Linked DNA regions of Mus musculus: region 1 is linked to region 2. Evidence: chromatin loops called from intact Hi-C (ENCODE). Cell type or tissue: left cerebral cortex. All regions are shown on one strand. Each heading gives the region's core, and the rest is flanking DNA. Links, peaks and the distances in the headings are about the cores only. Region 1 holds the start of Csad (cysteine sulfinic acid decarboxylase). Region 2 overlaps Igfbp6 (insulin-like growth factor binding protein 6).

The links. A loop is a pair of places that touch in the nucleus more often than their neighbours do. Peaks named below come from ENCODE experiments on the same cell type or tissue, not always from the same donor. Only the 100,000 strongest peaks of a DNase experiment are listed, where the experiment ranks them.
Region 1: a loop joins it to region 2, with 2.2 times the contacts of the local background. A loop is called at or near these places in 1 of 42 quality-filtered maps.

Annotation. Positions count from the first base shown.
Region 1 is chr15:102,200,678-102,206,046 of GRCm38, reverse strand. It overlaps Csad (cysteine sulfinic acid decarboxylase), which reads left to right and starts at 995. Exons shown (of 18, transcript NM_001359126.1): 1 at 995-1,908; 2 at 2,787-2,910; 3 at 3,473-3,603. Zfp740 (zinc finger protein 740) reads right to left here and starts at 2,402. Exons shown (of 8, transcript NM_001289691.1): 1 at 2,245-2,402; 2 at 961-1,476; 3 at 742-818. In left cerebral cortex, for the core only: a CTCF peak has its summit at 2,602; DNase peaks (open chromatin) are centred at 778, 887, 1,834 and 2,508; H3K4me3 peaks cover 3,183 bases; H3K27ac peaks cover 2,387 bases.
Region 2 is chr15:102,144,649-102,149,982 of GRCm38, reverse strand. Igfbp6 (insulin-like growth factor binding protein 6) reads right to left here. Exons shown (of 4, transcript NM_008344.3): 1 at 5,099-5,334; 2 at 2,005-2,138; 3 at 1,759-1,881; 4 at 471-803. The coding sequence ends at 681. Among named protein-coding and RNA genes, the nearest start is that of Igfbp6, 3.1 kb to the right of the region's middle. In left cerebral cortex, for the core only: a CTCF peak has its summit at 2,872 (motif pointing right); DNase peaks (open chromatin) are centred at 2,889, 4,368 and 4,794; H3K4me3 peaks cover 1,323 bases; H3K27ac peaks cover 1,261 bases.

The DNA of each region.
Region 1 (5,369 bases), core at 229-5,228, 56 kb before region 2:
GAGCACGATGCTGTGGAGTACGCTGCAGACAGACAAAGGAAGAGACCCAGAGGCATGCTGCAGCACTTGGAAGAAAGCCAACCCCTCTACACTCAGGCTGCCGTCCTGGTGAGACTGGTTTCCTCAGAGAAAGCTCAGAGAAGCGCACGGCTCTCCATTCAGAAGACTACAACGGTCCCTCCGTCCCTCTGGTCCTTCCAAACCATCTGCCACCTTCACAAAAACAGCTATCTTCTGGACCACATTACTTTGGAGTTTAACATTCTTCGGGGACTCCCCACTCCCTGGATAATAATGTCTAACTCCTTAGGAAAAGCACAAAAAGCCCTTGGACCACATTCCACTGACTTCTCTAGGAAGTAACCCCCCATCCTTCGTTACCTAACCCCATCTAATGATCCCCCATTTGTAATCCTTTGCTCCTTAACTACCCACCAAACCATCCAGTGGTGTCCCATCCCTCTAAGCCCCTCCCTCTGTCTGAGTGCCCTTCTCTGTTGACTTCTCTAGCAAAATCCTATGCTACCTGCAGGCTTCCTTCCCCCCCCCCCCCCCCATCCAGGCAGAGGTACCACCACGCAGTCACAATCCTTCTATCACTGAGAACTCCTTTAGTCAACTGATTCAGAGTCTCTAGTACCAGCCAGCTATCACGCAGGGCACCGTGAATATAAAAATAATAAATAACAGACTGTCTTGCCGTCATCCCTCCCCCTCCCCCCAACTAGCCTGGGAGCTTACTGGGGACAAGGGCAATCTTATTCATCTTTGTATTCCAAACACAATGCCGTGCATGTAACAGGAGCTCAATAAAATTCCTGTTGGGAAAAAAAAACAAATGAAGCATTCACCAGACTATACACTCCCTTATGCCCGAGTACTTCACGTACCAAAAGTACACCGGGTACAAGGTGCTTTGCCAATGGCCCATCAGTGCCTGTGACGTGATATATAGCCTACCTCCTTCATTTGACTGGAAGCTCCCTGAAGGCAGGGGCTGTGGCCTGTCTCCTTTCCTTCCTCTAGATCTCCCCCTGGCGCTTAATACAGAGCTCGGCTCACTGGGGATGGTCAATACTGTTGGCTAAGGCAGAATTCAAGGGTGACACTGCAAAGAGGCTTCCCAGTGAACGGTCTTGAAGGAGGACTCGAGAGCTTTTTACCTGAGCCATGCTGACTTCTCACTTAACGAACCCAAAAAGTTCAGAAGTTCTCTGTCCCAGTTTTCCTTAAGACACTGGTTGTCTGAAGAACCGTCACCAAATCACAGTAACGGCTCCTCCCCGTTCTTTCAGTTCCTTTGCCATATTGAACTGTCTTCTCAAAGAACTCGGTGTCCTCCAAAAGGAAAACAGGTGTCCCAAGAATCCGCAGTCTCTCTCTGACTTCTGCCTCTTGTCGGAAGAAACGAGAGTCTACCAGTCTTGGTTTCCAAGTTGAATTCTCTTGGTGAAGCTCTAGGTCTGTTCCAGAAACCTGAAACCAGAAAGGGAGATGAGGCCCTTAGGTGTAACATCTTCAGGCCAAACAACGATCGAAGCTCCCTCAACTTATTTTGCTGGGCGTTCTGAAGCTCAAAAGGAGGACATGAGTCGAGAGCTTTCTTTCTAGGTCAGTAGAAGAAACTGGCCTCCTGGGCCGAAAGAGCAGCCAACGGGAGCAAAAGTAAGTTGGGCCTCCTATAGAGAGGATCTGCCAAGAGAGTAAGAGCTGGGATTTGCCATCTTAGGAACGGAAGAAGGGGGCGGAGGCCCTTTGGGGCTTTTGTGCGGAGTGGGCCGGCCTGCAAAGCTGGCACTCCACAGACGAGGGCAGAACTGTGTTGGAAGGAAGCTCGGGAGGCCTCCGCCGAGCGCCGGGGTGGCTGGCAGTGCCCGCACGTGAGCGTCGCTCGGAGTCCGCCCGAAGGTTCGTAAATTCGCCGCCGCGGAGGCGGAGGGCGGGCGTGTGTGCGCGCGCTCTGCAGGCAGCCGCAGCGCGCAGCCCCGGGAGCGCCGAGCCGCGCGCGACCTGCGTGCTCGCGCCCGCGCTTCCCCCCCCCTTCCCGGGCAAGGCCCCCTCTCCCGGCGGGGCGGTGGGGGGCGGGGCGGCGGCGGCCCTCCCCTCGCGCCCCCTCCCTCCGCCGCGCGCCCCTCCTCCGCCGCGCTCCCCTCCCCCCTCGCGCGCGGCGCCCCACGGCCTGCGAGCTGCTGTCCGCCCGCTCGCCCGCCCGCTCGACGCTGCCTCCCCGCGGCGCGCGCCTACCTGCCTGGCGCGGCCTCCCGCCGTCTCCTCCGCCGCGCGGCGCCCCCTCCAGGCCCCAGGCACCCCGTGCCAAGCCCGCGGCCGCCGCTCCCCGCGTCGGGACCGAGGCAAGTTTACAAACACCAACCCGGGGCCCGTTTCCCCGGAAGCACTTCTCCGTCCCCCTCCCCCTCTTTGCCAAGCGGCCACATCCACTTCCGGGCTCCGGAGCCGGGACAGGAGGGGGGGCCCTCCGAAAAGGGGTGAGGCTGGGGACGCGCGGAGAGCTGCAGCTGGCGAGCGGGAGGGGGACGGCCCGGAGGACCGGAGGAGGGTGGTGCGAAGGGCGGCGCCTGCGCCGTGGCGCGCGAGCGCCCCGGCCGCCATCTTCACTGAGGGCAGCTCCCAGGCTCGCCTGGAACCTTTAGGGAACCTTTAGGTACTGAGTGTTCTTTGAGAAGGTTCGCTAGGTGCGCTGGTTGATTCTTGCAGAATCTCCGTCTCTCTCCTGACGCCCCAGGTAGAAGCCGGGACAGTTCGTACCTCTGATCTTTTTTTTAAAGCTTGGTGAGGTCTGTTTTTCCGGTGCCTGCTGCTGTGGGGTGCAGACCTGCAGACTGAGGTCAGCTGGGAGGAGAGTTGAGCCGTTGCGCAGTCCTGCGGTACACACTAAACCACAATCTGCATGTGAGTCTCAGTGAGTTCCCTCAATAGCCAAGGCAAACGTGCTCCGGCCCCGCAGTCTTGACCTAGCCAAACTAGGCTTCCTTTCAAGAAAAGGCCTTTTTTCCCTTCAGTGGACTAGTCTTGTTGGAGATTTGGAAGTGCGTGTTGTCCTCTGGGCCAGGCCCCCTTTGGAAATTTGAGCCTATCCTCGAATACTAGCGCCCCACTTGTAGCATTAGAGAGGAGTTCTGCTAAAAGATAGGACTATTCTAAGTGCACACTTGGCAGAAGGAAACGTGAATTCCACTTAAGTCCCAGTTTCTATTCTAACTGCTGTCTGGTGAGTTTAAGTGACAGTAAGACACTATCCAAAAAGCATATGGATTCCTAACCACAGTCCTGTACCTTTTACACCACTAAAGTAAGTTCCATTTCCCTTAGGGTCATTCTGAAACTGACATAAAATGGAGAGACATGTCACCAGGAATGTTTTTAAAACAAATGTAGGGACCTGAAGAGATGACCCAGCTGTTAAGAGTGCTTGCTGGGAAACTAGGACCAGAGTTTGGATTCTGTTTTCCAGGTTAACAAGCCTGCTCTGACAAAGGTGGAGACTGGAGAATCCCCTGGACTTGCTGGATTCCACCTTAACTGAGAAAATTAGAGCCCCAGGTTGGGGAAGAGACCTTGCTTCTAAAGGAATAAGCAGTCCAGGTGTGTACAGGCTCTTGAACTTGCATGGACAGAGTCACATCAGAAACAATCATACAGTTTTAAACATTAGCTTAAGCAAGGGAGTGTAGCCGGGTGTTGTTGGCACACACCTTTAATCCCAGCACTTGGGAGGCAGAGGCAGGTGGATTTCTGAGTTCGAGGCCAGCCTGGTCTACAGAGTGAGTTCCAGGACAGCCAGGGCTACACAGAGAAACCCTGTCTTGGAAAAATAAAAAAACAAAACAAAAAACAAAAAAAAAAAGCAGGGGAGTGTGACAAATATCTTTAATCCCAGCACCTGAAAGGCAGAGCAGGCCAATCCCTGTGAGTTTAAGGCCAACCTGGTATACATAGCAAGTTCTACCAGCTAGAGATACACAAACTTTATTTATTTATTTGTTTGTTTGTTTATTTATTTTAAAGATTTATTTATTTATCATATGTAAGTATACTCTAGCTGTCTTTGGACACTCCAGAAGAGGAAGTCAGATCTCATTACGGATGGTTGTGAGCCACCATGTGGTTGCTGGGATTTGAACCACTGAGCCATCTCTCCAGCCCCCACAATCTTTAGAAAACAAAGAACCACCTAATCCATTGCCAGTCTATAGAATACAAAACTACATAATTTTTTCTTCTAGCCAAGCTCTTGAAGATAATCACTCTTGTTATTGTTTCTTATTACTAGATATTTAAATTTTTTGTTTTTATGTGTGTATGCATGTGTTGCTTACGTGTATGTCTGTGTAACACTTGAGTGCCTGGTACCCTTAGAGGCCAGGCAAGGGTGTGGAATATACTTAGAATGGAGTTACTGATGCTTATGGGCCACCTGAAGTAACAATATGAGCCACCACAAGGGTGCTGGGAATTGAACCTAGGTCCTTTGGAAGAGCAGCCAGTGCTCTCAACTGCTGAGCCAGCTCTCTAGTCCCTGTTGTTATATTTTTGATAGTGGGACTTGTTGGAATTCATGGTCTGGCTCATGTTAGACAAGCTGTCAGCTACTGAGTTGTTTTTTTTTTTTTTAAGATTTCGTTATTTTATGTATATGAGTTACACCATCACTGTCTTCAGACACACAAGAAGAAGGCATTGGATCCCATTACAGATGGTGAGCCACTATGTGGTTGCTGGGAATTAAACTCAGGACCTCTGGAAGAGCAGCCAGTGCTCTTAACCGCTGAGCCATTTCTCCAGCCCCAGCCCCTGAGTGTTCTACTATTCTCTACTACTCCCCAGGTCTTATTGGTTTGGTGAACTCAGTACAATGAGACACTTTTTCTGTGTTCATACTTTTTTTTTTGTCACCTAAAATGTACTATACACTGTATTTTATTTTCTGTTTTTGTTTGAAATAGGTTCTTACTCTGTAGCTCACACTGGCTTCAAAGTCTCTTACATTCCTCCTGCCTCACCCTGGAGTATTGGGTTTCAAACCCAGCAGATAGTCCATGATAGATACCTAAGTGAGTTCACATTTTAAGAATTGTTTCGTAACAAAAGCTGCGTGAGATGATCCAGACCTGTAGCCTCAGCTGCCCAGGAGGTTGAAGCATGAGACTCACCTGAACCCAGGAATTCACAAGCCAGAACAGCACAGTGAGACTGCCCCAAGGTGGAAAAACAAAATTAAACAAATAAAACAAACCCCACCCAGGCAGCAGTTCCTAGTGAAGGTGTGATTTGAGCTGGGAGGGAGCCGCAGGAGCATCTGAAACTTAAAAGCTAATCCTCAGCTACAAGGTGAGTGTGAGCCCAGCTTG
Region 2 (5,334 bases), core at 335-5,334:
AAAAAATTATGGGACAAAATGTCCCTACGTCATCAGGTGATTGCCAGCACAAATAAGGTAGTCTGGAGGTAGTCTGGATAAACCATACAGAGCCTGAGCACATTTGTTTCTTTCTGGTAGGCAGTAGGGCAGGTGAGTGCCTTGGGAGTTCCACTTTGGCAAATTCCTGCTGGGGATTAACTATTAATCCTCCTCCTCCATCAGTCCAGAGGTCAGTGATAGAAGCAAGATTGTAATCACTGTGATCTCGGACTGAGGCCAGGATCTCAGTCAGTCCCACAAGGGAGCTCCGGGTGGGTATCCGGGTGAGGATAAAGAAAGGGCTTGCTGCCTGTGGCAGTGGCAGTCTACTGTATTCCAAGGGCAATGGAAGAGGCTGGCTGTGCTCTGCAGGGAAGGTAGAAACACTATGACCAATGGGAGACAGTGAGCACGAGGCCCCAGATCTGAATGAGACAGACGCAGAGACGTAAGCCAGAGACACCCCCCCAATACTGTTTTATTAGTACACAAGCCAACAGCAATCTTTCTAACTAGCTGTGTAAAGGCCCAAGGGTGACAGGGACAATGGGGTGGGGCGTGAAGGTGGGTCTTGGGGCACAGAGTTATTCATTGCTTCACATACAGCTCAAATGACAGCCCCCTGTTCCTGCTGGCGTCCTGGAGGCTCCCTCGGGGCTTCACCCACTGCTCCTGGCAGAGCACTGAGTGCTTCCTTGACCATCTGGAGACACTGGCAAAGGCTGGCCCATCGGATCCACACACCAGCAGGGGCCACGGCGATTCCCCTGCGAGGAACGACACTGGGGAGAGAGGTGCAGGTCAGGGTGAGGTCCAGGCTTTGAGCAGGAAAGCATCTGAGAGCTCTTAGTTGCTTTACCTACTGAATAGGGCCCACTCTGCTAGGCCAGAGCAATAGCTTTCAAAATGCAGTTTCTGTCAACAGCCCAACATCACTTATGTTAGAAACTTGTGTTCACAGGCTAGCCCAGACCTACTGAGTCACAAAATGCAGAAGGGGCTCCACCAGCACCAGCTCAGACGCCTCCAGGTGATTCCCCAGGGCTCCCATTTGAGGCCACCACAAGGCCTTATCCTAGAAGAGACTTTAAGTCTCCCATTGCAATTGTTGGCCTTTGTTTTTCTTTCAGATCACGCTAGAGATGGAGCCCACAGTACTGCTAAGCAGAGCTTTGCCAACGAGCTATAAACTTCTTTTCATTTTACATTTTGTTTTGAGACAGAGGCTCGTGAAATTTCCCAGGCTGGACTTGAACTCACTCAGAATTCTAGGAGCCTGCCTGGTCCAGGCTTCCTCAAGTCCATGGAAAGATCTCCTGTGGAAATCTCCAGCCCTCTGTCTTCCTACCAGCCCTTCACTTGTAGCCTAGGCAAGTCTTGAAGTTACAATCTTCCTGATGTTTTTCATATCTATGTGGGTCTTAAAATTGGAAGAAATAGTTTTGTGTGTGTGTGTGTGTGTGTGTGTGTATCCATCCTTTTTTTGGTTGCTGTTTGGCTGGTTTTGGTTTTTCCAGACAGGGTTTCTCTGTGTAGCTCCGGCTGTCCTGGAACTCACTACATAGACCAGGCTGGCCTCGAACTCACAGAGATCCACCTGCCTCTCTCCACCACCTGGCTGTTGTTTTTGGAGACATGCTCCAGCAGAACCAGCATCCTTTTTGCAGCTTTGCATCAAGTACCCTTCCTCACTGCCGCGCACAGAGCTTGCACAGAGGACAGGCAGCTTCTTCTCACCTGCTGCTTTCGGTAGAAGCCTCTGAGGTCACAGTTTGGCACATAGAGCCCACGTGCTCCGCCTCGGAAGACCTCAGTCTGGAGCTGCTGCAGTACTGAATCCAAGTGTCTGCGGCAGGGGCCCTAGAGAAGGACAGGGGTGGGTGAGGGCGGTACTCAGGATTCTAGGAGCCTGCCTGGTCCAGACTTCCTTGAGTCCAGTGGAAATCTCCAGCCCTCTGCCTTCCCTACCACCCCCCCACGCACCATCTCACTATCTTGAACAGGATTGGGCCGTATAGGGGCAGCAGAGGTCCGTGGATTCTTCTGCCGGTCTCTGTGGTTTGTGTCACGAGAGCGGGAGGCACCTCCTTGGGGTTTGCTCTCCTTTGTAGTCTCCTCTGTGGCCACAGGAAGAGTGGGAGGGGAAATCAGAGATCAGTCAGAGCAGAGACCAGCAGCCTCGGAACCTAGGTCCACTTCTACCAGTAAAGTGAGAGGGACTGAAGGATTCAGTCTCTCCTGGCTTTACCCTAACTGCAATTTCTCCCTCTAACAAACTATACTGCTGGGTATGGTGGTGTGTACCTATAATCCCAGCACTTGGGAAGCCTAGGTAAGAGAACTGTCACAGGTCCATGGCCAGTCTAGTCTATTCAACAGGAGCTGAAAAGATGGCTCAGCAGTTAAGAGCACTGGCTACTCTTCCAGGGGACCAGAGTTCAATTCCTCAGCACCCTCACGGTGTCTCATAACAGCTGTTTGTAACTCTAGTTACTGGGAATCCAACCCCATTTGTAACCTGTGGTACCCCTGTGTAGCCATGTGGTACACAGACATACTCATACAGACAGACATACTTGCTGGCAAAACACCCACACATGTGAAATAAAAATAAAATCCTAGCTGATAGTGGCGTATGCCTTTGTCCCAGCACTCAGGAGGCAGAGGCAGGCAGATTTGTGAGTTTAATGCCAGTCTGGTCTACAAAGTGATTTCCAGGATAGTCAGGGCTACATGGAGAACCCGTCTCACCCCCCACAACCCTCCCCCAAATCCCATGAGTACAAAGTAGTGTTGGATATTTTCAACCTTCAGGATTCCTTTGAAAAGACCTGCCTATTCCACTAGAGGCCAGAAGAGGGCACACCAGCCCAGAAAGATGGGCAAAAGAACAGTGGATTTGTACAGTGTGTGTGAGGTGTGTGTGTGTGTGGGGGGGAGATAAGAGGGTGTCAATAAGGATCCAGTGGAATGTCCCTGACATGACCCCTCAGTAAGTCAGTCCACCCCTCCCAGCCCTGAGATGTTACTTTGAGGGCCTTACATGGGGACCTCTTGCTGGTGTGATGGCTCAGTGGGTAAGAGTACCCGACTGCTCTTCCAAAGGTCCAGTGTTCAAGTCCCAGCAACCACATGGTGGCTCACAACCATCCGTAACGAGATCTGACGTCCTCTTCTGGTGTGTCTAAAGACAGCTACAGCGTACTTACATATAATAAATAAATAAATCTTAAAAAAAAACAACAACCCGGCAGTTGTGGCGCACGCCTTTAATCCCAGCACTTGGGAGGCAGAGGCAGGCAGATTTCTGAGTTCGAGGCCAGCCTGGTCTACAGAGTGAGTTCCAGGACAGCCAGGGCTACACAGGGAAACCCTGTCTCCAAAAAAAAAAAAAAAAAAACAAAAAAAACAAAAAAACAAAAAAACCAAAAAACATGGGGACCTCTTCCTTTTTTGTCTCAGCTCAACCCTAGTGGTCTAGGAACGCTTGGGTTCAACCCTTAACCAGGACAAATTGAAGGTTGCAGAAGGGGCAGAAAATAAAAGGTTTCCAACCTGCAGGGTGCATCTGGCTCTGGAGAGCTTCTGGGGTCCTGGGAAAAGCTCAGGACGCAAGTAAGCCATAGCTAGGAAAAGGCTGAGCTGACGCAACATGCCAAAAGATAAGCTCACACATGTTCTTACTCCGTTCCCTCTGCAGTGTCAACGCTGTTGTCTGTCTGGGTACCATATCTTCCTCAGACCTTGTCCCTCACTCCCCCCATTTAATGCCAAACTGGGATGATGCTTCAAACTGCCTTCTCCAACCAAAACACACCTTCTCAGAGGAGCCCTAGAACCCTGAGCTCTGACACTAGAAACTGGAGCTTCAACCCCTCACTCCAGTGTGCTCGTGTGTGTTCCTGTGTGTATGTGTGTGCTTGTGTGTGCTCATGTGTGTATATATGTATGTGCATGCGTATGTGCCAATGCACATGTGGGGGGACTCATGTATGCATGTGCGTGCATGCGTGTATGTGTGTATGTGCATGCATGCATGTATTCTTGTGTATATATTCATGTGTGCATGTGTGTGCATGTGTGTGTATGTGTGTGCCTCTGTGTGTATGGTGTGTGTGTGTGTGTAGGCTGGCCTGAGATTATGTAGCCAAGGCTGACACTGACTGACCTTCCCGCCTCCACCCCTAAGCACTGGAATGGCAGGCCTGCACTGCCAAATGATCCAAATTCATTTCTCATCCCTTTCTATGGAAAAACCAGGGACTTGCTATCTTCCATCTCCCGTTGCTCTTCACCCCCATCTTTGGGGTGCTGACTCACTCTAGTCCCACCCACCCAATGACTCAGTCTTCTGTGTTCATCCCTGGGATAGGGTGGGGCTGGAGGGCATCCAATTCCTACCAGGTTTAAATCATAAGTCTGATTTGGCAGATTCCTTCTCTTCCCACTTCTTCAGCCCTCCCCAGGCCCTCTAGGGCCTGCTCACTGCCCCGGTGTCCACTGCCCCCGTGCCCACCGTCTGCAGTGCCTGCTACCCCCGGTGCCCGCTGCCCACTGTGTTTACTCCCCCGGTGCCGATGCTCCCGATGCCCACTGCCGTTCACAGTGGCACTGAAGGAGGAGCAGGAGACATTTCTTAGTGTGTGGAACTAGAGTTTGAGATTCCCTTTCCTCCTCCTCCATAAGGAATCTAGGTCCTGTCTCCAGTGTGAGCCTGGAGAGCCATGGCGTTGACCCTGCGGGGTATAGAGGAAAGCTGAAACTCAAATCCTCCATCCTCCGCCTACATACGTCTCTTTCCCTTTGGAGAAAATAGATAAGGGAAAGGGAGAGCAGAGGAGAATTCAGACATCTCTCTTGCTTATTCTAAGGTGCCCCTATCAGCCTTATAGCTGTCCCCTGACGTTTCCACTTCACGTTCCACTCAAGGCCCAGGAAGAACCAATGGGCCGGTCCCAGAGGCTTGAAGAGGCTGCCCAACCTGCATCTGTCCAGATTCCTACCAGGAGAGACTTGCTTCTCCTATCTCAGGTAGGCAGGTGGGAAGCGGGGAGGGAGGGGGGAGACATGGACTCACCCGACGGCCCTCTGGCGCGTTGACAGCGGCCCTGGCCGATTAGCAGCGCCCGCAAAGGCGCCTCTTCGTTCTCTCGGGGTTGGCACTGCAGTCCTGGGGCGCACTTAGGGCTGTAGACCCCGCACGGTTGTCCCTCTCTCCTGAGACAGCCTCCGGCTTCTGTACAGCCGTCTGCAGGCGATCCCGCGTCTTCCTCCTCCACGCAGCCCCCGCGACAACCAGTCTGCATCCCAGCG